Regions from separate parts of the Homo sapiens genome. Here region 1 is linked to region 2. A link is an interaction called in ENCODE POLR2A ChIA-PET data of the cell type or tissue named here. Cell type or tissue: HepG2. All regions are shown on one strand. Links, peaks and the distances in the headings refer to the core of each region. The heading gives the core; the rest is flanking DNA.

What was found. Peaks named below come from ENCODE experiments on the same cell type or tissue, not always from the same donor. Only the 100,000 strongest peaks of a DNase experiment are listed, where the experiment ranks them.
Region 1: POLR2A ChIA-PET joins it to region 2 with 12 read pairs; 3 of 35 experiments call an interaction of 5 or more read pairs at or near these places.

The regions. Positions count from the first base shown.
Region 1 is chr20:10,699,868-10,715,879 of GRCh38, reverse strand. No RefSeq gene overlaps it. Among named protein-coding and RNA genes, the nearest start is that of JAG1, 34 kb to the right of the region's middle. RefSeq lists an enhancer at 9,210-10,409. In HepG2, for the core only: no CTCF peak of the experiment used is centred there; DNase peaks (open chromatin) are centred at 6,859, 7,348 and 9,699; H3K4me3 peaks cover 90 bases.
Region 2 is chr20:10,559,883-10,575,894 of GRCh38, reverse strand. It overlaps SLX4IP (SLX4 interacting protein), which reads right to left. Exons shown (of 8, transcript NM_001009608.3): 4 at 15,075-15,195. Among named protein-coding and RNA genes, the nearest start is that of MIR6870, 82 kb to the left of the region's middle. In HepG2, for the core only: no CTCF peak of the experiment used is centred there; DNase peaks (open chromatin) are centred at 7,644, 9,454 and 10,084.

The sequences.
Region 1 (16,012 bases), core at 4,720-9,719, 140 kb before region 2:
AACCTACTTGTGGAATTTATTGATAATAACATCATAGTTCATTAAAAGCTTTCATATAGATCACTAGTGTTCAGTAGAAACGTATTATGAGTCACTTATGTAATTTTTATATTTCTAGTCCTGTCTCCAGAGGTGAGAGTCCAAATCAATTGGCTACATTTTTTAAAATGTAAAAAGAAATAGGTGAAATTAATTTAATAATATACTTAATTTAATGCAATGTATTTAAAATAATCAATATAAAAAGTTATATAGTCAACACAAAAAGTTATTGATATGTTTTACATTCTTTTTTATATTAAATCTTCAAAATCCAGTGTGTATTTTACATTTACAGACATCTCAATTCAGATGGTAAATTTTCACCAGAAGTATTTGATCTATATTTAGATTAAAATTTACAGTTTAAAAAGAAGATTGGCAAATTCAAGTTGTATCAGGCATTCTTAAAAGTTTTCAAAGACCTGAATCAAGCAGGTCTTAAATTTAAGTTAATCAAAATTAAACACAATTAAATAATACAGTTCCTCAGTCACACTAGACCCATGCCAAGTTCTCAGTAGTCCCATATGGCCAGTGGCTGCAGTATTGGTGCTGTAGCTCTAAACGGCATCCTTTTATTTTTCTAAGAAATACATGAACAAAGCAGGGCAGGCATTACTGCCCACATTGTATACATGAAAAACAAACAAGCCTCGGAGACAGATAAAATGAGTCATCTGAGGCTGTACACTACTGCAGTGAGTGGTGGAATCAGAATTCAGTCCCAAGACTCCCAAAGCCTAATGATATTTCTCCTCCACCTCTCTGTATTAAAAATGAGAGTAAAGAGTCCTGTTCTGTTCACAGCACTATGTTAGGTTGTACAGAATCACAAATGCCAGATTAATAAATCTGGACTTGAGCCAGCCCACAGGTAACACACAAGTAGCCTAAGAGCTGAATTTAGCCACAAATGTGTTCCATTGAGCAGGTCTTGTTTTTCTTTTGCAAATCTAAACTTAACTGCTTCTCAATAGGACATGCATTTTTTAGTTTACCAGAAACCTCACCACCCCCTATTAATCATAACCATTCAGTTTCACTCACTTACTCTTCTTTCCCTAGCCCCTGATGCTTTTGAATTTGCAAACCCAGTGAGGCAACAAGCATCATTAACAGTTTTCAAGCAAGGAATGAGAGTCACCCAATACTGCTTTCAAAAGACTAATCTGGTCCTCTGTGCAGGCTCAGTTGGTATCAGTAAAGACTAGAATCTAAGAAACTAGTTTAGTACTAGCCTGTTTAAAACCTCATTTGCCCCTTTCAGATTTTTCTTCTAGCTCTCATTAAAATATTTTTTGACCCCAAAAGAATCTTCCAGAATATCTAAAGTTTTTAGTGACTCAAAAGAAGCTTTTAATGAAAAGATAGAGCTACACACACACACACATAGAGCTGGTCCCTACCTGCAGGGCATCTGGATGACTCCTATGGAAGGCTTTTGAGTTCAAGATTAAGATAAGGATTTTAAAGATGTAAAGACATCTTTTTTCCTCCCCTGCTTCCTTGCTAGGATGCACTGGACAAAACTTATATCTTCTATATATCTGTGTTCTTTTCTAGTCAAGTGAAAATTTATTAAAGCAAAAGCAATCAATCAAACTTGTTTTTCCAATATGAGTTTATCAGTTAATCTGGTGCCACTATGACATAACATATTCATCATAACTTGGGAGAAGGTAAGAATTTGTTTAAGTCAATTCACTGAAATAGTCCAACTACATTTTTTGTAATTCATTTCAGAGTTAGTTTTCCAGATACGAAAAATATGTTCTATTACTTGAATCTACATGTTTTGATGATTGCGTTGAGTAGGTGAGTCTAATACAAAAATTCTCAAACCTGAATATTAGAGTTATGGGGTGGGAGTTGGGGAAGAAGTTTAATTAACAAGCAGATTTCTGAGACCCAGAATTAGATTCTATAATAATTCAGTAGGTCTAGGGCATCTCAAATCCCATAGGCGAATCTGATGCAGAAGATACCTGTATACCACATTTTGAGAAATATGGTATGAGCAATTGGCCATGGATCACAGCTCTTTCACCTGGATCAGAGATCCCTAGATTTATTGAAGATTACTTACCAACTAAGATGAAGTATATTGATTGCATTCATAGTGCGAAGTAATGGTTGCTTTGTGTGCACACTTTCTGCAATGTGATTCTGTGGATCCTCCCGTCAAGAGGAAGATTCTACTTCCCTCCCTTTCGAGTCTGGGCTGGTCTTGTGATTTGCTTATAACTTTGCAGTGAAAGTATCAGCACATCAGCTCCAAGTATGGGCCTTGAGAAGTCTTGCATGCTTCTGTCTCTCAGATCCTTGTCACCACCATGGGAACAAGCCCAGAAGAGCCTGCCAGAGGATGAGACTGCATGGAAGAGATTCCAATTGTCCCATTCAAAGTGACCTTAAATCAGCCTACAGTCAGCCAGCCATTGAACGTGTGAAAGAGCCCAGCCTAGAAAAACAGAGCTCCCTATCTGTCCCACAGTTGGCTAGAGACTCACAGTGAGCTGGCCAGTGTCAGAAGTATCCAGCCAAACCAAGGGCAATAAATCTTACTGTTTTAGGCCACAGAGTTTGGGGTAGCTTGTTATGTAACAGTGCTAACCGACACATAAGGCAGAGTACCTACCATCTGTCCTCTCTTCAGGCAAGTTTGAATGAGAAAACAATTCCTTCATAGGAAGAAAATACATCTGTTATTGTGGCAGATAAACCCATGGGCAGACTCTTACCATTTGATTTCACTGGGTTTTATCATGGCCCTATAGTTCTCCCAGCACTGGTGGACCAAGGTGATGGCCAAGGAGAAGTGATATCCAGGCCCCAAATAAAGTAATAGTTAATAACAAAAAGCAATGTTATTTAAAAGCATTGCAAGATTAAAGACCCAAGCCAAAACTTAATGAAGAATTTTTTGTGTGTGTTCCATCAAGGTCTTGCTGTCCATTCACCATAAAAGAACATAGTGAAACTCTGTCTCTACTAAAAATACAAAATAATTAGCTGGGAGTGGTGGGTGTCTGTAATCCCAGCTACTTGGGAAGCTGAGGCAGAAGAATCGCTTGAACCTGGGAGGCGGAGGTTGCATTGAGCCAAGATAGTGCCATTGCACTCCAGCCTGGGTGACAGAGGGAAACACTGTCTCAAAAAATAAAAAAAAATTTAAAAAAAGCAAAAGGAACACAACAGATACAGACTTTATTCTTTTGAATGATAAAGGAGACATGTAATCTGGCATTTTTTTTCATGTTTCCTGTAAAATCCTTCTAGTCCACGTGAATTCTTCAAAAGCATTTACAAATCAGATCTTTTAAGGCTCCCTAAATGCAAAACCAAAATTCAGACTTTTCCAATAATTCAAATATGGCTCTGCTGAATCTCACTGCTGCTAAATTATTGCAAGCTGTTTCATGTGTCTAGAATCCAAATGTTAGAAAGATCAGGTCTCATAAAAGAAATGCATCTTTGGGGTCTTAGAATATTCATCGTTTTGGCACCAGTTGCATTACTCTCTTCTTGTAAAGAAATGTCCATGGCACAGGGAACTCTTGGAGCAGTGGGTCGCAGAATAGCAAGCATGCCATATGCTCAGCAGTTCACAAGCACAATGGCCTTATGTCAAGGGTGACATTTTGACTAAGAATCTCTTTACAAACTCGACTTTACATGAATGTAATGGGTATGTCACATTCAAAGGCAAAAAGAGTTACTTCTTTTGTTTGACAGATAATTATTTCACCCGTACAGAAGAATGAACAAAGCCTGTCAAAATCATAGCCTGTCCTCATCGCTGGCCATCTACAAACACACAAAAAATGGAAATGAGACTAACAAAGTCTATTTGCCCATTAGAGCAAATATTGACCCCACTGGCCCCATATGCTTTCCATACCTTTCTTAAAGATTGCTCCTTATAACAAAATGACCAAAAAAGCCAACAAAAGAGCCACAAAGCTACTAAGTCACATTCTGTAGCATTTTATAAAGTTACATATGCCAGAAAAGAAAACAGGGAGAGAAAGCTATATCACAGACTCCAAGACGATTTCCCACACCTTTCAACAAATTTCCTACCAGGTATGAGTCCCAGGTTTTTATAATCCTAAAGCAAGGAAAGTCCTATGGTTTCATAATCCTCATACTTGGAAGCAAAAGTCTAGAAGTCAAAATATTTCTAGATCATATTTTCAGAAGAAGGTTTTCTCGCCATTTTAGGTTAAACCTACAGAGCCTCAGGCTTTCTGATTATACGGATCCTGACGTCTGGCTGTTTTACTAGTAGCTTAGTGACTTCCAGTTCACGTTTGCCAACACTCTAGGAGTGCCCTCTTAGTGTGAGCGGTCAGAGATGATTAACTGAAAAATATTTCCAAGTTAAACATTGATTTGCCTCTGCCTCCATTTATTCCTATCTTGGATGACCTTTCTAACTCTTTTTTTTAAACAAAGAAAGCAGGCACCAGTGGCTTTGCGTTTCTCAGTGAAAAGCAGAATTCTGCATTTGTTAGTTTTTGTGGTTTTATCTTATAAAGAAATGAGTAGGGTATTGGGGCAATCCAAGGGAGACTATTTGCTTTTCTTTGAACACACTCACACACACACACACCTACACACATAGATGCACACTAACTCACACACACAGGCACACAATACATATAGACTCATACATACATACACACATTCATGCACACATATACACACAGGTGCACACACATACACACAAGTGGCCACACACACCTATACACACAGATGACTCACATACACACAGACACACACACACAGACTTACACATACATACACACAGATACATACAGAAATACATACACACCCCCCACCCCATACTCATGACTTGAATGAGGTCATTCTGTTATGTTTCATTTCAGTTACCATTTTACTTCAGTATTTGATCTACACCAATTCAGAAGGTATGAAACTAGCTTAGCTTATGAGGGAGCTGAACGCTCTCCTCACAGTTTTCTTCCTACACTTTAGGAAAATGGCCTTATATATTTAAAATAGCTATCTCTAGGTCTCAAGCCCCTATTTTTGAATCCATGACCAAATCCTGCTGCATTTGAATCTCAGACTATTTCCAAAGCCCATAAAATTTTATATTTTGATAGACTTCATTATATTGAAAGAGAGAGAGTGAACATCAAGGGTAAAGGAGAAAGAATACTATGCTGAGGTCAAACGAATGAAGCACAGGTATCTGTTATGTTATTTCTTTATTTCCAACATATCCAGCTGTCTCACAGAGGCTAACATAAAAACCAAAACATCTGTGCACATGAAAGATTTTTCTTTTTACTAAAGATATATTGTTTAATTTTTTATATATTTTTTTCATACAAATATAATGTACCCTTATTCTAATTTTTGATGTCCTTATAGAATCTGGAATAAGTTTGTATAGCAAAGATAAGAAACAACTTCCTGGGAAAAGGGCATTTATGATCTAAAATTATCTAAAATATCGCATACCAAAAAATAGGCCAAATGTGTTTACATCTTTTTCTTTATCTTTTTTTTTTTTTTTTTTGAGATGGAGTCTCACTCTGTTTTCCAGGCTAAAGAGCAGGGGCACAATCTCGGCTCACTGCAACCTCTGTCTCCCAGGTTCAAGTGATCCTCCCACTTCAGCCTCCCAAGTAGCTGGGAGTACAGGCATGCACCACCACACCCAGCTAATCTTTATATTTTTAGTAGAAAAGGGGTTTTACCTTGTTGGGTAGGCTGGTCTCAAATGCCTGACCTCAAGTGATCTGCTGACCTCAGCCTCCCAAAAGTGCTGGGATTACCAGTGTGAGCCACCAAGCCCAGCCTCTACATCTTCTTCTGATGAGAAATTTCGCACGTGAATATTGGTGGATGTTAGGAAATTATTGTTAATATTTTTAAGGTATGATAATTTTGTTGCAGTTTATGCTTTTTTAAAGTATTATCATTTTTTAGAAGGTAATAGCAATCGATAAAATATATGAAGTCAGAGATTTGTTTAGGAAGGTTAGGGAGTTTTGCTGCAAGATTAACTATAATTAATTATTGAATCTGGTAAAGGGTACTTTAGTGTCTGTTTAAAAGTTTCTATAAGACAATATTTTATGGAAAAAAATATTTTTCTATTGGCTTACAATCTTCCAAGTATGAGTAGATATCCTTCCTTTAAAATAGAACCTCTTTGGGCTAGGCACAGTGGCTCACACCTGTAATTCCCACACTTTAGGAGGCCAAGCAGGGAAGATGGCTTGAGCCCTGGAGTATGAGACCAGCCTGGACAACACGGTAAAACCCTGTCTCTACAAAAAACACAAAAAAGTTAGCTGGGCATGGTGGCATGCACCTATAGTCCCAGCTGCCCGGAAGGCTGAGGTGGGAGGATCACTTGAGCCTGGGAAGTCGAGGCTGCAGTGTACCATGATCATGCCACTGCACTCCAGTCTGGGTCACGGAACAAGACCTTATCTCAAAAAATATATAAATAAAAATAAAATGAAATAAACCCTCTTTGCATCTGACATTTCAGAAACATTTCCAGAGCAATAAGCATAACACATAGAAGGTGAATAGTGTTTCTTTGAACATTAAAACCAATTACCACCTTTTCTTGATAGTCAGAGCAAGGGTGTTCTAAGTTCTTTGACTTAACTGCACTCAGATTTTAACTTTAGGTTTCAACTGCTACACATTAACCACTGCAATTTCACTCCACCCTTGCTATCTTTTCTTAGTAATCATCCATTCACCCTTGTCTGAGCCACTCTCTCATAATGCTTTTCTGGGTAGCAAAGTATGGAGCAAGGCTTATGTTGATTTTATGCAGCCCACATTCCTGGAATGTTAGTACTAAGTACAGAATTTGACCTGTAACACAGTGAAGAAAGAGTTCAAATGCAAACTCCAAAGATATCCATCCCACAGAATAAATGCCAATAAGCAATTTCCTTTTCCCAGCCTACCAGAGATTTTCATCAGATAGCCCATAACAGACAGAACCCATGCCAATATTTTATAACCCATAAAATTTCTTCAAGCAATCGTACAGATTTCCAGCCATCCTTTGATCAGTCTTTGTAACAATGACTCTGGGCCCTCGCCTAAAAATGATTCCTAGATCTCGATATATATACAAGGGAAAAGATCTGGCCTTCAGAAAGCCTCTCATTAAAGCGCTAATCTGTTCCACCACATTCTTCCAAGACACAGCGACCAGCATTCTAGCCAGCCTCAATGGCCAGCCCTAATAAGACTGATAGAAACAGCTTAAGTAATTGGATTGGTATATGGGATTGAATGTCTGACAACAAAAGATAGCCATCTCTATTCGACCACCAAATCTTTGTTCCAGCAATGAATTCATTTAGCAATGTGCTTAGAGGCTCCTGAGCCTGGGCAGAAATAACAGACTGGGGACACAAAAGCTAGGCCAGCTGATGAGCCCAGAGACAGAGGCTGCGCAGTTCCAAAAAGTTAATTACAGTGGACAAAGGCAGCAGACGATGACTTGTTGAATCATTACTATAATCACATTACTGCACTGCTCTGAAGTTCCCAGCCAAGGTGGCATTGCTGCTTCTCATTCTGCCCATGTACTTCATACTCATTTGCCACCTGCAATTTACTGTGTGTGACTTCTCAGTTGACATGCTTTTAACAGCTCAGCTTGTTTGTGTATGCTAGACATTCTTAAATTTTTCATATTTTTCTATCAAAAGAGCCTGATAGGAGAAAAGTGTTAAAGTAGCTGGTACAGAAAAAGTTGGTGTTAAAATTATCTATTTGTCTCAAAATTTGTGATTCAGGAAAGCACTATCATGCATTAGTGCAACTATTGCAACATAATTGCAATATCAAAATCATATATTTATGTATATAACTTTAGAAAGGTCTAAGTAGGGTTAATATAATATAAAACAAAACATCGATTTACAGCTTTAGGTAGGTCTAAAGAAGGTGAATATAAATCAGAATATTGACATCTAAAGCCCATGCTAGGGTGAAAAGTATCAAGGAGTGCCCATACTCAGTGATTCTGAAGCAACATTATTAGTTAATAGTTTCCTAGAAGTTTTGACATGGTTATTTCTTGACCACTGGGTATTCAGTTTCCTCAGCAGTGTGACATAAATTATTTTCACTTTTAACTTCTCTGGGACTGTTTTGGTCTGTCTGGAAAACATACCAGTCAGCGAGTGAGAAGAGCATCTCATTTTATAATAAACAGAGATGGTGGTACAATAATCACAGCTAAAACGGTAATAACACAGCAGCAATAATAATAGTAGAAGTGGTATTATTAATTAATAATTATTTTAGATAGCCAACTTAGAGTGGATTCTAAATATTTCTAAAGGAAGGTCTGATTTAGCCATACAACATTCTGTAAGAGGACTCAGGCATCATTCTACATTAAAATGGAAAGAAATAGCAAAGCCAGGGTGCCTTTGCTTTCTCAAACAGTGGCACCAAAGAAGCCCAAATACAAATGTCTTGACATCTAGTCCAACACTCCATGTCTTTAAAAAGCATCTTTCCGCCAAGATTCCTTGCCCAACTTGGCAAAGATATAGAACCAGCTTCATAGTCCAAATTGTGACTTTGGATTGCAACTGAAAATACACAATCATATTTTGTCCAAAGTTGGCATGTTTTTCCGTTCCCAACTTATCATCCTGCCAAATGGAGAACGTAGTCGCAAATGCTTGGAACTATAACCATAAAAAAAGGTTGGAATATTTCTAATCAGGGATGAACATATTTTTTTATTTTAACATAAATCATGAAGAGAACCTTAGAAGGATTTTTGCTCAGACCTTCTTGGCAGAGATTTCTGGGGGCTTTGCTGATGTTTTTGAGGAGAAATGTTCAGAGGAAAGGACACTGGTACGTTTCCAAGCCAAGCGGTCACTCCTTTGCTGGGAGCAGGTGATTCCCGCATCCACACAGCCTCCAGAACACACCACGTCTGTGACCATCACATTCCACAAAACTGACGTTACCTTGATAAAAACAGGTCCCCAATTCAACAAAACATCCCAAACACCTGCCTAAATGCCTTTGTCTCTTTTTTGTTTTCTAAAAGGGACTGAAGTTGCAATCGATCTGTACGTCTGGCAATCAACTGCAGGATATTTGCCGTATCCCTACACACAATCCCTACACACACGCGGAGCTTAAGTGGATCCTGCGCTCTACAGAAAGCTCCTCCACAGTGCGGTCCGTCGGGGCCTCCGAATCCCCCTCCAGGCCTCAGGCTCCTTCCGTTCCCACCATCCTTTCCTCATTCCACATGCCCTTCCTGTACTGGATACAGCTTTTCTTTTCCTAGGACTACGTATTTCTTCCATCCTCCCCAGGATCATAAAGCCCTCAAGGGTAGGGATGGTGAGGTTTATGATCTTCCCATTCCTCACAGTGCCTAGCACAGAGTGGCATCCCATCAGTGTGTCACGGACCCATTAGGATGGACTGAGAACATGAGACAGACAGAATCTGTTGTACTTAGGTACAACGTGAATAGGCATTGATGACTTGCCTTCGAGGTCAACGTCAGTTTACCAAGAAAATAATAGGCTTTCAGTTCCAGTGTTTGCAGTCTTTCTAAATCATCCAAGGTGTGACTGGAACATGACCACAGCTTTGTATAAACCCCAAACCTGACAGCCACTCACAGTGTTACAGGAAATGTGTGTCCACACATAGACATACAAAGCCTCTGTCTTGGAGCGGTAAACACCCGCGGCGTCTGTGACTAACGGTGAAATCACTTCTGTGCCGAGCCGACGCCCTGGCTCCTCTCGCAGTGCCACTGGGACAATACAGGTAGGCATGACATGGCTGAGCACAGGTGGACGGATGTCCCGTGGCCTCAGTCATTTCACATGTCACTCTTTTCTTACCTATCATTCTCAGCCTCACCCCCTGCCCCTGCTTGGCCACGGAAGGCTGCTGCTTTTTGAAGGTATTCTGGAAAATCTCTGATCAAAGGGTCTTTCCCAGCTTCTTTGTAGCTCCTAGTTGGTGCTGGAATGAAGTCCTACCAAGAGCCAGGCTGATTTCTGCCCCTTACTCTTCTGCCTGGAGCATTCCCAGGCCTGTTTTTCATTATCAAATTATCTGTCCTTCCCATTGAGCACATGGTCCAACATAGACACAGTAAGTTGGCAGCCTAAAACACACAGGCCACACTGGGCCTGCAAGGGGATTTTGATTCTTCTTGACACTATTCGTTTGTTTCATAAATTCATCACCAATGTTTTTAAGTCAAGAAATTTTCTATGTCAGTTCAGATGTCTAACCTCTTTTTAAAAATTGGAAGGTTTGGCCACCTCTGGTTGGCATTTCTACCTGGCACCAATCAACTGAAGCTGAGAAATGGCTGTCTTTTTAGCTGGGGAAGCAGCACTCCACTTCTCCACTGTTCCCATCCATCCCCACTGTCCCCATCCATCCCCACTGTCACACACTTGACCATCCCATGAGCTCACATATGTACCTTGCATGGCAGAGACGGGAGAGCAGTTCACAAAACATGGTTTCTCTTTCTGAACACACAAGACTATATATCCTTATTTGTACACCCATGGTTATAGAAGCATTATTCACAATAGCTAAAATGTGGAAAAAACCCAAGTGTTCACTGATGGATAAATGAATAAGCAAAAACGTGGTATAGACACACAACACAGTATTATTCAGCCTTTAAAAGGCAGGAAATTCTGAAACATGCTACTACCGGGAAGAAGCTTGAGGACGTTATGCTAAGGGAAATAAGCCAGTCACTAAAAGATGAACACTGCATGATTCCACTTACAGGAGATACTTAGAGTAGTCAAAATCATACAAGATAAAAAGAGTTCTGGAGATGGACGGTGGTAACAGATGCACAACATTATAAATGTGTTTAACACCATTGAACTATATTCTTTAAAATGGTTAAAATGGTAAATTTTTTGTTTTGCATATTTTATCGCATTTGATTTTTTTTTTAAGATTATAGTCATATGACTGAGCTCTGGCCAGAAGAATGTGTATAGCAGTGACATGTGCCAGTTTATGGTGAATGCCATAAAATTTCTCACATGTGATTTTCCATGTTCTTTTCCTCTCCATTTGATGCAGTCAAACCACATGTTGAATATGGCAGAACCATCATATGGAAAGATCCCAGGTTGGAAGATCCACTTGCTGACTAGAACAACTTTAGATAAGTAAGAAATGAAAATACTTCTATTATGTTTCAGCCATTATGCATTTTGGGTTTGCTATAGCAACTAGCAGAACTTTAATGCACCTACCTTTGAGCATCTGAGTCTGGGACCTGATTTAATACCTATAGGCCCATCGTTCTCATCTTACATTGAACTACCCATGACTAATCCCTCTGAAAGGCACCATTTCTTGTAGAAATCAACCCACTATGAACTTCAAGAGATGGTCTTCCTCCCTGGACCTCTCTAGTGAGTGGCTTTGTCCAACATTAATTTGTATAACTGTGATTGTGTCTGAAGTTGCCTGACTCTTAACTTAAATCTTTACTTTCTACTCTAGAAAGTTCTGGCTCTGGTCTTCATGAACTTCTTAGAAAAGTAATGGATGTTTATAAACAATAGAATCATGGCGTATTATTCTGTTCTCACATTGCTATAAAAAATACCTGAGTCTGGGTAATTTATAAGAAAAGAGGTTTAATTGGCTCATGGTTCTGGAGGCTGTACAGGAAGCATGATGTTGGCATCTGCTCAGCTTCTGGGGAGGCCTCAGGAAACTTACAATCATGGCAGAGGGCGAAGGGGAAGCAGGCACATCACATGGCCCGAGAAGAAGCAAGAAAGAAAGAGGGGGTGAGACGGGCAGATCACTTGAGGTCAGGAGTTCGAGACCAGCCTGGCCAACATGGTGAAACCCAATCGCTACTAAAAATAAAAAAAATTAGCCAGGCGTGGTGGTGCATGCCTATAATCCCAGCTACTTGGGAGGCTGAGGCAGGAGAATTGCTTGAATCCAGGAGACAGAGGTTGCAGTGAGCCGAGATCATACCGCTGCACTCCAGCCTGGGTAACAGAGTGAGACTCCAACAAAAGAAAGAGAGAAAGAGAGAAAGAAAAGAAAGAAGGAAAGAAAGAGAGAAAGAGAGAGAAAGAGAGAGAGAAAGAGAGAGAGAGAGAAAGAAAGAAAGAAAGAAAGAAAGAAAGAAAGAAAGAAAGAAAGAAAGAGAAAGAAGGAAGGAAGGAAAGAAAGAAAGAAAGAAAGAAGGAAAGAAAGAAAGAAAGAGAGAAAGAAGGAAGGAAGGAAAGAGAAAGAAGGAAGGAAAGAAAGAAAGAAAGAAAGAAAGAAAGAAAGAAAGAAAGAAAGAAAGAAAGAAAGAAAGGGAGAGGGGGAGGTGCCACACACTTTCAAATGACCAGATCTTGGGAGAACTCTCTTACTACCACAAGGACAGTACCAAGGGGGATGGTGCCAAACATTCATGAGAAATCCACCCCAATGATCTAATCACCTCCCACCAAAACCCACCTCCAACCTTGGGGATTACAATTCAACATGAGATTTGGCAGGGACACAAATCCAAACCACTAGAGTAGTCTGGTCCTTTTTCCTAGATTCCCCAGCCAGAAGACTGTAGAAAGAGAATCAAACTCTCCTGGTGTACTTTCGAATGCAGTGCACTTGACAGCACCATCCTTCATCTCTTATTGCAACTGACACTATTATTTAGCCTTGACCTCACCTCCACAGTCTCTAGCAATTTATGGAACACCTATCACACACAAGTACTACATCAAGTATTTTATGTAACTTTTTAAAGTTTATTTTATAATAAATATACAAGATTGTACTATTATCTCCACTTTTAAGATATAAAAATTGAGACAAAAAGAGTTGAAATTCCTCAAGGCCACACAACTGGAAAATGAAAGGTAGGCTATAACTCAAACACCTATGCTTTCCAAAACCATGTTATATTTCCCATGACAAGCTTATCTTTTTCCCTAGAGGAAAGCACTTTTGTGTCAGTTAGCTGTTTCTAGGAAACAAATCACCCTAAAACATGGTGGCTTAAAACAACCACATGTTTAGCCCATGACACTGTGGGGTGGCAATTTGGTCTGGGCTCAGTTGGGCAGTTCTGCTGGTCTTGGCTGGGCTCACTCATACATATGAGGTTAGCTGGTGGATAGACAAGCTAGATGGCCTCACTATCTTATCTGGGGCCTTAGCCAGGAAAGCCAAAATGACTGACAAGGCAGGGCCTCTTTTCATATGGTCTCTCATCCTCCAACAGGCTAGCCAAGGCTTGTTCCCACAGTGGCGGCTGCAGAGTTCCCAAGAGCCTAAGAGCATCAAGAAAGGCAAGTAACCAAAACCAAGCGATTTTCAGTTCACCGCCTATGTCACATTTGCTACTTTTCCATGGGCCAAAGCAATTCACATGACTAACTCCAGTTGCAAATATCAGGAAATAGACTACTCAATGAGCAGACCTTCAAAATTATATTGCAAAAGGGCATGCAGAATGGAATGGGAAGAATGTATAGACATTTTCAATATTTCAGGTAATTTAATTTGTTTTCTTCTAGTATTTTCCTCCATATTGCTAAATAATATTTATATATGGCTACCACTTAAGTAATTGACTTCAACTACTATCTTCCAGTTTATGATCATGACAGTTAAGAATTTGACATTTTTACCCTTTTACTTTCTACAAAAAATTCCCATATAACTTTCACCCAAATTCCCTAAATATTAACATTTTTTTACCACAACTATTTTATATGTATTTTTTCCGAAAACCATTTGAGAATGGGTAGCAGACATGATTCCTCTTTACTCCTAAATATTTCTGTGTAAGTTTATAAAACCATGGCTTAAATAACCACAGTACAATTATCAAAACTCAGGAAATCAACTTTATAATACTATCATCTAGTCTACCTTCTGCTGTCCAATATGATATACATTCACTACACATGGCTATTTATATTTAAACTAATTAAACATCCAATCCCTTGGTCACACTAGCCATATTTAAACTGTTCAGTAGCCACATCTGATTAGTGGTTGTAATGGGTAATGCAGAGAACGCAGCATCACAAACAGTCTTATTGGACAATGCTGGTCTATATCTTTCAAGCCCTGTTGGGATATAGTTACAGATTTACAGAGATGAAATTTATATCTGTTACATGAGGCCACAAGGTAGTAATTATTACCTCCATTTAAAATATATATATAAGTAGAGAGTTTATTTGGGCCAACCTTGAAGATTGCAACCCAGGTACATACATTCAAATTGCCCTGAATATATACTCTGATTAGCAGCAATTAAAAATGGAATTTTAAAGGCAAAAAAAAAAGGGTCACAGGGCATGGGCTGATACAAAGTTTTCTGTCAAGAATTCTCTTTGGTTTACAGCAATAATATTGATTAGTGATTGGCTCTACATTGTTAAGCTGTAAGGTATGGGTTACAGTGTCTGGTGCAGCACTATTAGGTTAATTTATAGCTACTTATAGCACTAGCAAGCAGTTTCAAGAGATGAACACATAGCTCAAGGGGGAAGTAGGACATGATTTTTGTCATTTTAGTGTCTCTTTGAGCTTAATAATTTAAAAGGACTCAGGCCGGGCCTGGTGGCTCATGCCTGTAATCCCAGCACTTTGGGAGGCCAGGGTGGGTGGATCACTTAAGGACAGGAGTTCGAGACCAGCCTGGCCAACATGGTGAAACCCTATCTCTATCAAAAACTACAAAAATTAGCCAGGCATGGAGGCACACACCTGTAGTCCCAGCTACTCAAGAGGCTAAGGTGGGACAATCCCTTGAACCTGGGAGGTAGAGGTTGAAGTAAGTGGAGATCATGCCACTACACTCCAGTCTGAGTAACAGTGAGACTCTGTCCCCCCAAAAAAGGACTCACATTCCTCAGATAAAAGTTCTTTTCTTTTCTCGTTTCCCCCTTTTGATCAAAAATCTTTCTTCTTGAAAGCATCAATGATCAAAATTTGAGTGTCAAGGTGTTCTTTGTTGCCATGAAAGCATATTTCCAGGTAATACTGTCATAGTAGAAATACCATGTACATAAGAATTATAATTAAAAAGATAATTTGTATGCCAGAACAAAAAAGAAAAAAAAATTTTTCTTTGAGAAGTCAACTAAAAGCACCATGAAGAAAATTAAATCCAGGTTCTTCTTTAGAGATTTATTATAGCCAGGAAGTAGTGCAAGATTTAGCCAAAATTTTAGGCAAATAATAAAATTCAAAAACAATGGAGAAAGCTAGAATCCACCTCCATATTTTAGATAGAGAGACAAAATTAGAAAAGTAAACTGGGTCCATGACTGTATAATAAATCAATTCTGTATTCAGAGACCCGAACACAAGCTTGATTGTTTTAACACTTCTCTTTTACCATGACATTTTATTTTATATCTTAGTTTGGGTTATCCAGAAGCAGAGCCTGAGACAAGAATTCACGTACATGTGGCTTATTAAGGAAGAGCTCCCAGAACAAACTAGTAAAAGAATGAGGAAACCAGAACAGGGAAGGAGCCAGCCAAGGTGGTGATTTCAGGCAAAGTCCCGGCCACAGGCCCATCCTGCAGGAAACTCCGAAGGATAAATTATACCAGAGAGTTTGGCCCACCTAGAGATAGGGAGCTAGGCCTTCATACACCCACACCTGTTAGTCATTGGCTATGTAAACTACCAGATACTTCTGGAAGTCCACTTGTTGTATGGGCAAAGCAGTGCTGGTAGCTTAAGGGCCATCCTCTGAAGAAAGCTAATAGTTCATGCTGCTAGAATCACAGTGCACACAAGCTGAGGCATGGGGCCACCCTGAACCAGTAAAAAGGGTCCAAGAACATCTGGGTGCAGGCCCGGCAAAAACCATGACAGACTATTCTATCTTATTATTCTTCATAAAACATGTTCATTGAACATCTCCATTTGC
Region 2 (16,012 bases), core at 6,797-11,796:
GTCGGTAAGATAACTAGTATCCATTTTCTCCTTCCAGCTTCCTTATGGGTGTTAATATTAGGAATGTGAAACTCAATTACTAGAAATTTGAAAATCCGGGCATTATGATGGGAGGTCCTGGCCAAAGGAAAAAAAAAAAATTAAAAGGAACAGACAAGCTGGTGAATGCTACAAGTACTTCCTAGATAAGAGAAGGCTTTTCATTGCTAAGGTGTAATGGACCTGAAATTCTTGAGAAACAAACAGTACATGCTAAGGTAAACAGTTCCCACTATACCTTGTCATCCTACATATTAAAAATATGTATGTTACTCCTATGAGAAGCAGCCACTGTTATATTGGGGGTGGGGGGTAGGGAGAGCTTTCCTGATTATTATTATCTGTCAAACACAGGAGAAGTTGCTGCCTTCTAAGACTTCACCTGGAATGTGTCAAAGGAAAGTACAGCCTTGTAGGGGTCTCACTGTCTCCCTGTATGCCCCAGCCCTCACCCCAATACATTATTACCCAATGCTATGTGGCAGCTAAACCGTTCAGACAATATAAAACCAGTGCCCCAGGTACTATGTTCCCAACATGCTGGAATAAATGACTTTCACTGGGTCAGGACTGTTCTCTTCTGCTGGGTAAAATGGAACTACAGGCCTCCCATCCAGTTGTCATCGTTAGAAATACTGTGACCGAACAGATCACCAAAAGAAATGTTTTTAATCTCACCCCACATCAATTTAAGGGCAAGTGATTTTCCTTCCTATTACTTTTCCTCCTACTCCTAGTGGGGCAGGAATGCCAACCAGTTCTACCTGACCCCAGTGGGGACCTGTCTTTGGAATATGTAGTAATAAGTCATCAGTCTTCATGGAGCTAATGAGAGGGCAGGGCTCTGAGCTAACTGGAACAACTCATTAAAAAAAAGTCTTGCGGTCAGGCACGGTGGCTCACGTCTGTAATCCCAGCACTTTTGGAGGCCAAGGCGGGTGGATAACCTGAGATCAGGAGTTCGAGACCAGCCTGGCTAACATGGAGAAACCCCGTCTCTACTAAAAATACAAAAATTAGCTGGGCGTGGTGGCACGTGCCTGTAATCCCAGCTACTTAAGAGGCTGAGACAGGAGAATCACCTGAACCTGGGAGGTGGTGGTTACAGTGAGCTGAGATTGCACCACTCCAGCCTGGGCAACAAGAGTGAAACTCCATCTCAGAAAAAAAGTCTTGGAAAGTAGCATTTGGTAACAGAGATCTTTCAAGAATCTAAGAGTCCTGGGGTATTTGGTAGAGCTGTTGTGAGCTTTCCAGTTCCCAGATATGCCGAAAGTCTGGTTGTAAATGTGAACAAGCCCAAGCAGATGCAAAAGTAATACTGGAGTTGTGTCACCATAAAAGCTCCATCAGAACTGGCATTGTAATTTGAAGCAGAACAAAGGCAATATGAACTTTGTTTTATGATGGAAAAATTATCTTTCTGATGTGTGGGGTAGTGGGTTCAGATGGGTGAGATGGGAGAGAAAGAAGCAGTATGTTCACAGCAGGCCAACAGGATCATTCTAATAAGGTTTATACTTACATGGGAAAGGTCTTGTAATGGTTCAAATTGAAGTTTGACAACCTCTGGTCAAAACAATTCTAACCTTTCTGGAAGATTTGTACATCACGTTTTTTTGAATTTTAATTTCTTGTAAAAATTAAAAGTAGACAAAAGTATCAGTCACTGCAACTCTGGCTATGTCCATAACAGGTGATGATAACAAGTGGAAACATTACCCTTGAAAGTTTAGAAATTTTGTTTACTTTCCATTTACTGTAATAAGTGGTTAGAGAAGTTTCCCCAGTTTTTGAGAAAGCAAAGCATTTTGTGTTGTCATTGGTGCTTTAGCACACTTTTGGTAAAAAGTATAAAACTTCAAGTTTTACAAATTACCCATTCCTGAAAAAATAATCTTTGTTGAAATTGCAGCACATTCACCAGACAACTTATTGGCATTTGCTTTCTCATTATTGCCCTTTCAAGCTTTACATGTGTGGATAAAAGCCTATAAAATGTTTTGATTGAGTCCATTATGGGAAGAAATGTAAATAATAACCAAAGCTATTTAAACATTTGTAAAAAGAAAACACGTTTCCACAGTGCTTTATGAGAGATCTAGGGAAATCCACTTCTATTTGTAAAGGGCTGTGAATAGAAAAAATACAATGTCTAAACAGTAAAAATATTTAATAGAACAGCAGACAACTGAAAATGTGCTGTGCAGTTTGACTGTTGCTAAAACCACATGAGTGACTATTTCTTCCCCTCTTAGTCCTCCTCCATGTCTGCTGTGGAAGTCAGAGAACTACCTAGCTTGCTCTGTGACTGCGGTACAGTTCCATTCCTACTGTGCATGGGTGTGCACAATAGGAGCACATTCTAACTGCCCATTGTAATAACTGACTCACATAAAAAATGACTCTTAAAAATAGAATTACTTGTCAAGGGCCTATGTTTATTCAGGGATCACAGTGGTTGGATGTACAGTACTTGTTATTTTGTTGTTAATGTGTGAGAAAAACACTGACTGAAGGGAAGTCTATGGATGGTGTTTTAGAGCAAGTTTTCATTGTCCTCTGAAAATGCCTGAAGGTTTGTATGGAGGAAGGGCTGGGCTCTCAAAAGGGAAAAAGTATTTCACTTCTGAAATTTATTTTAAATAGGAAAAGGCCCTGTTTTCAAAGGGCTGGGAAAATAAATACAAAACAAAACACCACATACACAAATTTGCACTCGCGGGGATGCCGGGGAGAATGGCTCACAATGAGCCTGTGTCTGAAGAGCAAGGAGAAAGCTTTTTTTGGCAGGTATCATGCATCGGGTGTTGGGGAAAGTTGAGGAACATTTCTCAGACAGAGGAAAGAATAGGAAAAATTTGCTTGTTTTGGCAATTCTTGTCTTTTTCTTTTTCGCCTCTTGTCGTGTGAACACACACTGATTCCCCAACATGGTGGTAATGTGCCCCACCACAGAACGCTGCTTGGGAGGTGAGTGTTGACGAAGAGAGAGAACACCTTGGTAATTCGTCCTTGAATGTTCACCAAAGATACCTCGGATGCCACAGAAGGGTGAGCAGAGGGCTAGGTACTTTGGCTACAGATATAAGCTAAGATTTTAGAGAAGCATTCAGCTTAGAAGAAATGCCAAAAAGCAGGCCACTGCAGACAGAAACCACAGTACCCAGGAAAATTTAATTTATTTTATGGCATTTTCCAAAGGACTGGGTTTCTTAGATGTTAACTACAAGAAAAGGTTATACAGAATAGAATAATAGGCAGTAAAAAAAATTTACTGTTACTGTTCCACAAACAGAAAAATGTCCTGAACCCTATTTAGACAAAATGCATTGAGGCAAGTGCTTACAGCTGGAAGATGAGCTCTGTTTGGGGGTCTATTTCTCCCTTTCCATCTCATGATCAGAGAATAGAGAATATGAACTTTAAACCAAGATACCCACATGGTAATTCAAGCAGAATACTGCTCCTAGTTAATTTAAAGACAGATGTGTTTTTATGATTAGAGGAAAATTGTATTTAAAAAAACCACATAAACATACAATACTCTCCTTAATAGGGATACCAAAGCAATGAGGACAAACCCGGTGTCAGACAGTGGAGTTTTCATGTGGCCTCTGACACTTCCTAGCTAGTATCTGATCTTTGGGCAAGTTACTTGAACCACAAATCTGGCTCTCATCTGTAGAGAAAGGGTTCTAAAGCTTAGGAATGGTTAAAAGAAGGGCTAAGAAGCCTGGCTAGAAAGGACTGTCTCAGGGATCTGCCATGGGTAGGTGGAAGATCTAACCCAGAGCCAGCATCCGAGGGGTGGACGCTCGGTAAGGTACCTGGGCAGGATAGTAATACTAACAAAGACCTGGGGTGGGGTGGGGCTGAAGGGAAGGTATTTCCTGTCCCTGGAGTCAGAAGATGTTGCAGCCTAATCTTACACTGGGGTAAGTTGTGGTTTTGACTTTCTGAAAACCAGATGAGAAAAGCTATTCAATAATTTGTAATTCACAGGCCACTTTCATCTCTGTGTTTTGTGTAAGGGGCAAGAGATGTTGCAATGGAAACATGCTGTAAAGTCTCAGCAAAGAAAATGGGACCTGTGAGCCGTAACAATTCATTTATTTCTCCCAACACTTGTGCTCTGACAGGCTCTGCAGTGGGTGCTGAACAGGACAAGACTCCTGTCCTCAATGAAACTGAAGCCTATCTGTGAGGCAGGGAAGCAACTGGAACAATGAGTGCTGCTACACCAGAGGGTGAGCAGGGAGAGAGGAAGGGAAGTGCTCTTGAGAGAGAAGCTACACAGAATCAGATAAGGCTCCTTGGAGGAGGTGATACCTGAGCACAGGCTGGAGGATGAGGAGGGCACACACAGGGGAGCAGAAGCAGTGTGTGCAGAAGCCCAGGGTGAGACAGCAGCACACTCTGGGGATGGAGTTAGGGGAGAGTGACAAGCTGATCAATGACCATGGGCACTCTCTGGGTTTGCTGGCCAAGGCCATCTGGGAATAATGACTCCTAGTCCCTGGGGAGAGAGGATCCTCCTGAACTCAGCCGACTGCAGGTCTAGCTGGAAGACTGCAAAAGCCTCCAGGTCCTGGGCAACTGGCTTGTCCAGCATACTCCTAAGCAGCCAGACTGCTCGGTGCCCGAACCTGGGACTCAAATGTTTGCCACCCCCAACTCCACAAGGTCACTTTTATGCTGCCCAATAAAAAAGGGTGATGCAGGCCAGGCATGGAGGCTCACGTCTGTAATCCCAACACTTTCGGAGGCTGAGGCAGGAGGATCACTTAAGCCCAGGAGTTCTAGACCAGTCTGGCCAACATCGTGAGACTCCATCTCTGCAAAATTTTTTTAAAAAAATAGCCAGATATGGTGATACACACCTGTGGTCCCAGCTACTCGGGAGGCTGAGGTGGGAGAATCACTTGAACCCAGGTGGTTGAGGCTGCCATGAGCCACGACTGTTCCACTGCACTCTGGCCTGGGCAACAGAGCAAGACCCTGTCTCAAAAAACAAGTGTGCATGTGGCTGGGCGTGGTGGCTCACGCCTGTAATCCCAGCACTTTGGAAGGCCAAGGCGGGTGGGTCACTTGAGGTCAGGAGTTCCAGACCAGCCTGACCAACATGGCGAAAACCTGTCTCTACTAAAAATACAAAAATTAGCTCAGCGTGGTGGCAGGCGCCTGTAATCCCAGCTACTTAGGAGGCTGAGGCAGGAGAATCACTTGAACCTGGGAGGCGGAGGTTGCAATGAGCTGAGATCGTACCACTGCACTCCAGCCTGGGCAAAGAAGCAAGACTCCGCCTCAAAAAAAAGAAAAAAAAAAAAGAGTGTATGTGTGTGATACATAGGAGCACACCTTGGTACACGATGCCCAGAGTACATGATCTGTCTGCATGCCGATCTGTGTGACAATACCAGCCTGTGCCCGGTGATCCCCCTGCATTCCCCAGAACTATCTGCAAAATGGTATGTGGCTCAACATGAGAAAGACATGCTACCAAGGCCACTCCTGAGTGGATAGCCACCTTGTGGGTGAGGGATGTCCCCCAGGGAGTAAGAGTTAGCTGCTGAGAGAGTTAACAGCTGGAACAGATATGATGTCTGCACAGTACCAAAGCTCAAGAGTAAAGGTGGGGCAGTTGGTAACTGGGTGAGTAGAAATTTGTAGTCAATTTAAGCACATGGCTGGACAAGTCACTTGGTCTACTGGAGGGCCATGATCCAGTGGTGACCTTGGTCAGAACCCTTTCAGAGTGGTGCACCCCAGAGCTGTCTCTGGCTTACCAGTTAATTGATTATGTCCATACCTCCAAATAAGACGGAGAACATACTTAGACTCTACTTAAACTGTATGTTATGGGGTGAGCTGTGCACCTCTCCCTGCAAATTCATATGTTGAAGTCCTAACTCCCAGTACCTCAGGATGTGACTATATTTGGAGATTAGGTCTTTAAGGAGGTAATTAAATTAAAATGAGGTCATCAGGATGGGGCCTAATCCAATGTAACTGGCATCCTCATAAGAAGAGACAAAGACATTTATAGCGGAAAATTATGTGAAGACAAAGGGAGAGGACGGCCATCGACAAGCCAAGGAGAGAGGCCTCAGAAGAGACTAACTTGCCAATACTTTAATCTCAGACTTCTAGATAAGAGGAGACACAGGCATTTACAGAGGAAAACTCATGTGAAGACGAGGGAGGAGACAGCCATCAACAAGCAAAGGAGAGAGGCCTCAGAAGAAACTAACCTTGATCTTACACTTCTAGTCTTTAGACTTTGAGAACAAATAAATTTCTGTTAGTTAAGCCACTCGGCCTGTGGTATGTTATGGCAGCCCTAGCAAACCAATACACTGTATAACAGGAAAAAAAAAATCTAGATCTGGGTCGGGCACAGTGGCTCATGCCTGTAATCCCGGCACTTTGGGAGGCCGAAGGGGGTGGATCACCAGCCTGGCCAACATGGTGAAACCCCATCTCTACTAAAAATATAAAAATTAGCTGGGTGTGGTGGCACGCACCTGTAATCCCAGCTACTTGGGAGGCTGAGGCAGGAGAATCGCTTGAACCTGGGAGGCAGAGGTTGCAGTGAGCTGAGATCGTGCCATTGCACTCCAGCCTGGGCGACAAGAGTGAAACTCAGTCTCAAATTAAAAAAAAAAAAAAAAAAAAAATCTAGATCTGGTGCACAGGGACCTGACTTGCCACCTGGCCAGTCTCCAGATTTGGGTCAGTACACGGACTTATTTTCTCCTCGAAAGGAGAGCCAGGCAGTCCTCAAGTAAGGACCCTTCAATAACGTTACAAGTGCATCCTTTAAATCTTCCACGTGGGATCAACAGAGATTACTAAGGTATTTGCACAAGGGAAAAAGAGAAATATTCGAACTTTTGAGGAGGATTAGGCATTGGCTCTGAGATAATTCTTGGGTTCCTGATTATTGCTGTGATCCACCAGAGGGTGACATCTAGAAATGTGGCTTAAATTCATCTCACGAAGGGCACAGCATGACTGTAAAAATCTGCAGTTGTCTTCCCAGTTGCTGAGTGTATCCTTGGGATAGGTTTATTCTGCAACTGACAGAATCCACAGTTGGAATTCATGTTTCAGGGAGTGAGAACTATTACAGTAATTATGGGCTAGGTGAAAGTTTCTGGAACTTCTCCCATCCCACCAAAATTGTAAACTAAAATCAGTATTAATCCCTAGGAGATCAAAGAGATCTGCCGCCATGAGAAACCTGAAACATCCATGAGCATCTTTCATATGGTCTTATCTCACTTTCCTCTTTGGTAAAGCAGAACACAGATGAGTCTTACAGAATGATGGAAGGTTAATATAAGTTTAATTAGCCAGAGATTCTTCCAGAGGCGATCTCTCAGCTGGAGAACTACAGCACCTAGCATCAGTACTACAGAGGCAGCAAAATCTGTTTTTTTCTATCTCAGTGAACAGCGAACACAGAAGCAGGTTTCTATCTACTGGCAGAGAAAGTCACGCAGCTTCACTGTTTTGCCTCATTGCTCTGTTGACATTCTGCTTCAGTGACACTACTGAATCTACAGGGAACTTCATTATCTCACTATCTTGCAGGACATTGTTCTGGTCTACCACACCAAAGGCATTATGATAGGACTTACACAGCACAAGGTGGCGTGTATTCTAGCTGTCATGCTAAGACACAGGCATGTCAGATGGTGACAGATAAAGCCTTTCAAAATACAGTTTCTGAATGTACAATGGCCTGGTGCACAGGAAAAAGCTCATCTAAAAGGAAAGTCAAGTTTTTTACACCTTGTACCCCTTACTACTAAGAAATAGGCACAAACATCAATGAGTATGTCTGTGTGTTTCTCTGACCACTATGAGAGACCTGAAAAGGCAATAGCTTCACTCGCCAGTTATGAACAGATAAAAATTTGTGCCTAATCAGTGGCACTGCCCAATGGGATGGTACTAGCCAGAAGTGAATGAATGTGATGATATAACCTCACTCAGGGTGGAAAAGAAAAATCTGTCCAGTGAGCAGACTGTTGAGTGGTATATTTTGGGTCTATGTGGCCTATAAGGAGAGATGGCCTGAGAAACAAATATATACTGATTCACTGGCAGTGGTTAATAGTTTGAAGAGAGGGTCATCAAGAACTGGTGACATAAATATTTGGGGAAAAGTTATATAGAGTGTGAGAATATTTATACATTTTGTGAAAGTTCTCCAAAGAGCCCTGTCTTAGTCTATTGTGTTGCTAAAACAAAATACCACAAACTAGAATAAAGAATAGAAATTTACGTCCTCACAGTTGTGGAGGATGAGAAGTCCAAGATCAAGGCACCAGGCACCAGCAGGTCTGGCGAGAGTCTGATCTCTGTTTCCAAGATGGTGCCTTGAACACTGAGTCCTCCAGAGGGAAGGAATGCTGTATCCTCACACGGCAGAAGGAGGAAGGGCAAAAAGGCCTCCATCAAGCCCTTTTAAAACAACATTAAACTATTTATGAAGGCTCTGCCTTCATATGCAAATACTTTCCCCACCTTCTAACACTATTGCATTGGGGACCATTTCCAATGTGTGAATTTTGGGGGATACTTCACACCACAGCAAGCCCCATTCAGGAGAGGTTCTTATAATGAGTAAGACAAGGTGACATACCCCATGGATGCTGGCTGGCCTCTTTCCCTAGCTGCCAAAGTACCTGCTCAAAGGGCTCATAAGCAATGTGGCCATGGAGGCATGGATGAATGTTCTGCTAGGGCTCAACACAGACTTAACCTACCCAAGACTGAGCTCTGCCAAATGCCCAATTTGCCAGCAATAGCAATTAATCTGAGCCTTGCCACCAACTCTCATTTCATAGGGAGATAGGCCAGTGATGGTGGGTAGATGACATTTGACCTCTTTCATCACAGAGGAGCCAATGCCTTATCTTCACTAAAATGGAGCTTTCTTCTGGATTTGGATGTGCCCTGTATGTCTGCCATGTTTCTGCCAGCCACATCATCCACAGACTTCAGGAAGGCCTCACTTGCCATCACCACCACTGCGATTCTGACAAAGCAGCTCATTTTACAGGAAACAAAATAAGACAGTAGGCTTGTAAAATTCAATGGTCTTACAAACAATCAAGCACAGCTCAACTGCAGCTGGCCTTACTCAATGGTGGAAAGGTCTATTGAAAACTCAGTTGTGATGCAAATTATGAGGCAGGACCTTGTAGAACTGGAGTAAGGTCCTAAGGGATGCAATATAGGCTCCGACCAGCAGAACATGTGCTACCTTGGCCAGATACATGGTTCCTGGAACGAAGGACTGGAAAAGCGAGGTGACCACCTCAGCAAACGTTTACGTTCCATCCCCATGACTCTGCTTCCTTAGTACTCAAAGGATGATTATAACACAGATGATAACAATGAATCGGGCTGAAAGTTCAAAGTACCATGTGACTGTTTCAGGCTCTTTATGGCAATATACAAACAGGCCAAAGGGGAGTTGAAATGCTGGCTCATGATGAGATGAATGGAGGGAGAGAGGTATATAGACAAAAAAAAAAAAAAAAAAAAAAAAAAAATGTAATCAGTTCTACCTGGTGAAACATACCCAGTGCTAAAAGTTAACTAAAACAATGGCAATCTCATCAAGGCAGGACCACTGGCAGCTCAAATCCTGGGGGAATGAAGGTAAAGAATGCTAATCAGATGAGTTACAGGCGAAGAACACAGGGAATACAAAATAAATAGAGGAGGGAAGATACAAACATCAACTACTTATTTCACAGTTACAGAAATTAGAATGGTAGCATCTACCTACCTCACTGTCCTTTGCTGCATCATGTATTTATTTATACATCAGTTACTTTTTTGGCTGTTTCCCTACTATTTTATTTAAGGTTTGTTGGCAGTAGTTCACTTCATTATTTAGTTGAAAAGTTAACAAATATGGGCTGGGAATGAACTAGAAGGGGAGTAAACATCACTTAGAAGTCCTGGACTTGGAGCTGGGACTTGAGACTCTGGGTCATCTCTTTTGAAGGATATGTGGTGAGCACATTTCCTTTGTAGTTGGGAAAGTCAGGCTGTTAGGCAATAGCTTGTTGTTACTGATTAGAAGCTCATGGAAGAAGGAAGCCAAGAGGAAAGTTATTAGTGGATATTTGTAACTTGTGTCCACCCACTCAAAATTGTTGACCATCATCCTATGTTTTGATGACTTTCCACATTTTATAAGTGTCACTTTCCCAAGGTAAAAGCCAAACATTTTGCCTCCCCTGACTCACTTGTAACTAGGAGACAACCATGAAATCTAGTTTTGCCTTGTGGTGGACTCAAAAGGGAAAAAACAGCACAAGGCTGTGGCCACAGGCCGGGCAGTCAGTCTCTGCAGGGTGGGGCAGAGGATGAGGCTCGGCAAAGCTTCTGATACGTGGTCCTAAGCATCACAGGGAGCATGTCTCAAAGCTGTCCCCGACTCATGGCTGAGGCTGTTTTGCGTAGCTTCACAACAGGGCTCTCCAGCACTCCCCGAGATCCTATGAGCTATCTAATATCTTTAATCAACTTCTTCTCTGCTTAAGAGCCAGACCCACTCTGGCTAGTCTCAAGCAGAGAAAAAGTGAAATAAAGAATGTCAGGCAACTAAGGTTCCTGACCACAGAGGGTTTCAAGCTGGGAGCTATCACATTTTTGCCTTCAAAAGGCCACTCTGGCAGCAGAGGTGTGGATGAATTAAGAGGAAAATCACAGGCTGTGGCATTAATTTAAGAGCTGATCAAGACGGGCCTCGACCAAGGGAGTGACAAAAGGAAAAAAAAAATTAGGAGGGAAAAGGCAAAAACCACAAACCTAAACTATAAATATGCAGTTCTGTCAGTAAACACATAAAAACACACAGATAAATAAAAATCAAAAAGCACAATATCTCCTTTTTTGATTTTTGGACTGTCAGTCTGGCAAAAATTAAAAACACTGGTAATACCCAATATTGGCAAGGTTAAGAGGAAAAAACATTAGTGAGGCAGAATTGATGGGAATTGACAGTCAAGTCTTTAAAAAGCCTTATACCATTAATTTTTACTGATACTGAAATAAATTTTCAGTAACTCTTAAAAACAATGAGGCTATTGGCAATGTCTGTACTATGCTGTTCTTTGACCAAGTTTGTGAGTAATTTTCATACTCCTTTATATCATATAATTGGAAAAACAGCCTCCAAGTCATTTATGCAAATTGTTTATAAAGAAATCTCAAAGCATAAAAAATATTAATATTATTATAGCAATGAGCAAAGTCACCAGCCTAGAGACTTCAGCTTATCCAGGGTTGTATATTAAGTATATATACCCAAGTTGAGGCATATTCCAATATATGGATCTGGAAATGTAACAAAAGGTAAGGAACTCATGCAAATGAGAGAAGATATCCAATTTACACAAAAGCATAAACAATCCACATTCATCCAAACTACCTACACAGAAACAACAACTCTATTTTCAGGGAACATGAGACATAGAACTGAAGACTGAGGAGGAAATAGGCATGGCTTTTTGGTTAGTGGTTTTGAACTTGGTTTTGAAACAGGCTTAAAAGACTATAGGATCAGCTGAAAACAGGCAGTTAGATAAATGTATAGAGAGATGTTTTTGGCACTGATGACAAAGTAAAAGCATGAATCAATTTCTGTTTTTAGTGATGCTGTTAATAAACAATATAAGACGGTGGTATACCATGGCGTGTCCCTCTTGTCCCTGCAGGTGTCTAGATCTACACAGCCTAGAACAAAATGAACCTCTGTCATCAGTGAAAATCAATCCTGTGGTCGAGCTGGGTCCACAATGCTCATACCTTTTAGAAATTGACAGTTTAGCAAGAGTCTAAGCATTTATTAACCAATCCCTACCAAAATACCAATGACATTCTTCACAGAAATAGAAGAAAGTAACACTATAATTTGTATGGAACCACAAAAGACCCAAATAGCCAAAGCAACTGTGAGCAAAAGAACAAAGCTGGAAACATCATACTACCTGATTTCAAAATATACTACAAAGCTATAGTAACCACAACAGCATGGTATGGTTATAAAAACAGACACATAGAGCAATGGAACAGAATAGAGAACCCAGAAATAAGTTCACTTATTTAGAGCCAACTGATTTTTAACAAAGGTGCCAAGAACCATATTAGGGGAAAGGACACTTTCTTTAATAAATGCTGCTGGGAAAACCGGATATCCATATGCAGAAGAATGAAACTGGGCCCCTATCTCTCACTGGATACAAAAATCAACTCAAAATGAATTAAAGACTTGAATTTAAGACCCAAAAACTAAAAAACTACTAGAAGAAAACCCAGAGGAAACTCTTCAAGACATTGGTCTAGGCAAGGATTTTATGAATCAGACTTCAAAAGCACAAGCAATAAAAACAAAAATAGAAAAATGGGACTATATCAAACTAAAAATCTTCTATACAGCAAAGGAAACAATCAACAGCATGAAGAGACAACCTGTAGAATGGAAGACAGTATTTGCAAACTATTAATCTGACAAGGGACTAATGTCCATAATATACAAAGAACTCAAATAACTCAATAGCAAATAAGCGAATCTGATTTTAAAATGTGCAAAGGATTTGAATATTTCTCAAAGGAAGACATACCCATGGCCAACAAGTATATGAAACATTGCTTAACGTTATTAATCATCAGGGAAATGCAAATCAAAACCACAATTAGATATCTCACCGCAGTTAGGATGGCTATTATCAAAAAGACAAAAACTAACAAGTGCTGGCAAGGATGTGAAGAAAAAGGAACTCATATACATGATTCACGGGAATTTAAATTAGTACAACCATTATGGAGAACAATTTGGAGGTTCCTCAAAAATCTACAAATAGAATTACCATATGACCCACCAATCTCCCTACTAGGTATTTTAACAAAAGAAGAAAATCAGTATATTGAAGAGATCTGTACCCCCTTGCTTACTGCAGTGCTACTCACAATAGCTAAGATAACGGAATCAATCTAAATGTTCATCACCAGATGAATGGATAAAGAAAACGTGCTGTATGTATACACAATGGAATACTATTCAGCAATATATACAAAAAAATAAATAAATAAAATAAAATCTGTCATTCATGGTGATATGGGAGAGGGGCAAGGAAGTGCTGGGTAGAGAAGGGCAGGGTCCCTGGTGAGGGCTCCACCCTTGGGCCTGTGCCCACAGACCTAGGTGAGGACAGGCACTCCTGTTTTCACGCCCAAATGTTGTATTTTCCAAGAACACCATGGCCTACCACGCCCCCCATCTTGTGCCTATAAAACCCCCCGAGACCCTAGCGGGCACACACACAGGCGGCTGGACAACAAGAGGAGCAGAGGAACGGAAGAAGTTGTTCTGACAGGCACCAGCAGATTCCGGCAGGCCATGGACAGCGGGATAACGTGAAATTCTGCCAGGGGCAGTCGGAGAGTCCGGCAGCTGGGCGGCCCAACTCCAGGGGAAGACCACCTTCCCACTAGATCCCCCTTCTGGCCTCTCCATTCACCTCGCGGAGAGCCACCTCCACTCAGTAAAACCTTGCACCCATTCTCCAAGCCCACGTGTGATCCAGTATTTCCGGTACACCAAGGCAAGAACCCGGGATACAGAAAGCCCTCTGTCCTTGAGATAAGGCAGAGGGCCTAATCGAGTAGATTAACGCAACCCGCCTGCAGACGGCTAAACTGAAAAAGCACATTGTAACACACGCCCACTGGGGCTTGAGGATCTGTAAACACTCAACCCTAGACGCTGCTGCAGGATTGGAGCCCATGCTTCCTATGAACTGCCCGTCTGTATGTTCCCCTAAGGGTTGAGCCGCAGGGCACCGATGACACATCCCCATCCCACGCCCTGTTTCAGGGATAAGGTATCTTTTCCTGTTTCAATAGCAACACGGATGAGCCCAAAGGAAATTAAGTGAAGTAAGTCCGGCACACATACACGATGGAATACTACTCAGCCATAAAAAGGAATGAATTAATGGCATTCTCAGCAACCTGGATGGGACTTGAGACTATTATTCTAAGTGAAGTAACTCAGGAATGGAAAGCCAAACTTGTAAGTGGGAGCTAAACTATGACGATGCAAAGGCATTAAGAATGGCACAATAGACTTTGGGGACTCAGAGAGAAAGGTGGGGAAGGGAGTGAGGGATAAAAGACTACAAATCAGGTTTAGTGTATACTGCTTGGGTGATGGGTGCACCAAAATCTCACAAATCACCACTTAAGAACTTACTACTATAACCAAAAAAAAAAAAAGAAAAAAGAAAAATAGATATATAGACATATTAAAATTTGATGATGTAATCAGAAAATAAGAAAATAAAATATCACATGTTCTCACTCATATGTAGAAGCTATTTATTAAAAAAATTGAGCTCATACAATCAGAGTTGTGAGTATTAGAAGACTAGGAAGGATGGGGAAGGGAAGGATAGGAAGAGGTTAGCTAATGGATATAAGACTACCACTAGAGTAAGTTCTAGTGTTCTATAGCACTATAGGGTAAATATGGTTAACATTAATTTATTGTATATTTTTTAAAAAAACATAAGTGAGGATTTTAAATGCTCACAACACAAAGAAATGATAAATGCTCAGGTGATAGATATGCTAATTACTCTAATTTGAAAATTACACATTGTATACACGTATCAAAATATCACTCTGTATCCTATGAATGTGTACAATTATTAAGTCTACTAAAAATAAAAAAACCTTAAAAATAAAAAACAATCCTTTAAACAATTTACAGTTTCCTTAGGAATGTTTTATTTGCTATTTTTATACATTTTGCCTACCATTAAAAGTCCTGAGGGCTCTTCAGTTAATTTTCTTTACCCAAACAAAGTATCTTCATTAGGACATATTTTTAAAATGTATCACTATACTAACATGACAGTCAGAGTCAAACATAATTGCCATCTCTACGGAGCAGAAATTCTATTTATTTTTTGTCCAAAATCAAAGTGCTCTGTGCCTACCTTTTAAGGACAAGGGATTGGATCTTGTGAATTCTGCATTTGATGGCCTGTGCTGTTTGCGAACTTCCAAGTACTCCTGAACTCTTGAATCAATGGTTTCTTTTAACAGTAAACAGACTTCCTAAAGCAAATAAAAAATTAGATATAACCTTCAAATTTAATGCAAAAAAATTAACATATATATTAAAAAGTTAACAATGAACATTTCATTTCATTTTGCTTTTTAATTTAGCTGTGAATGTTGAAAGGAATGTCATATGTGCTCATGAATAACACCGCAAATTTAAATTTGCTACTGAAGTTTGCTCGAAACCATGATGTTGGCTCACTGTGTGATCTGGGAAAGTCATTTCATTTCTTTCTGCCTCAGTTTCATATTTCTAAAAGAAAGATAAAAATATTTCAGTGTAAACATCAGGGCAAGGAGGTAATAAGTATGGTAAAGAATGCTTTCATATAAGTATCAATCAGTTGTACTGTGACAAATAGAAGAAATAAGTCAAGAAGAGCCAACACTGGCTGGCATCAAGGGCCCCAGGGAAACACCCAGTGTGGCCAGGGGACTGTAGACAGGGATGGGGCCAGGAGTAAGGGCATATTCATCCACTGCTGGTGCAACGGCATGGGGAACCCACACCACAGCCCAGTCAACAGCAAGCAGCCCCCCATGGTTTTAGGGGACTGTTTCATGTTTATAGGCACAGTGTTGCTAGATCTTTGTTCAAAAGGAGTCAGAAACAGTAATTTTTATATAAACTATCCCATTTTTCAAACTTGGTCTAAAAATTTTTAAAAATCTAAACACCATCATTCATTAGTTTCTGGTCTTGGGTTTACAAATCTACTCAAGAAGGAAACTGTTGAGCAGTGAGTTAAGCAGAGAACTGGAAATCACTAATCCTATTTTCTTCTACGCTCTTGTTGATGATACTGTATAT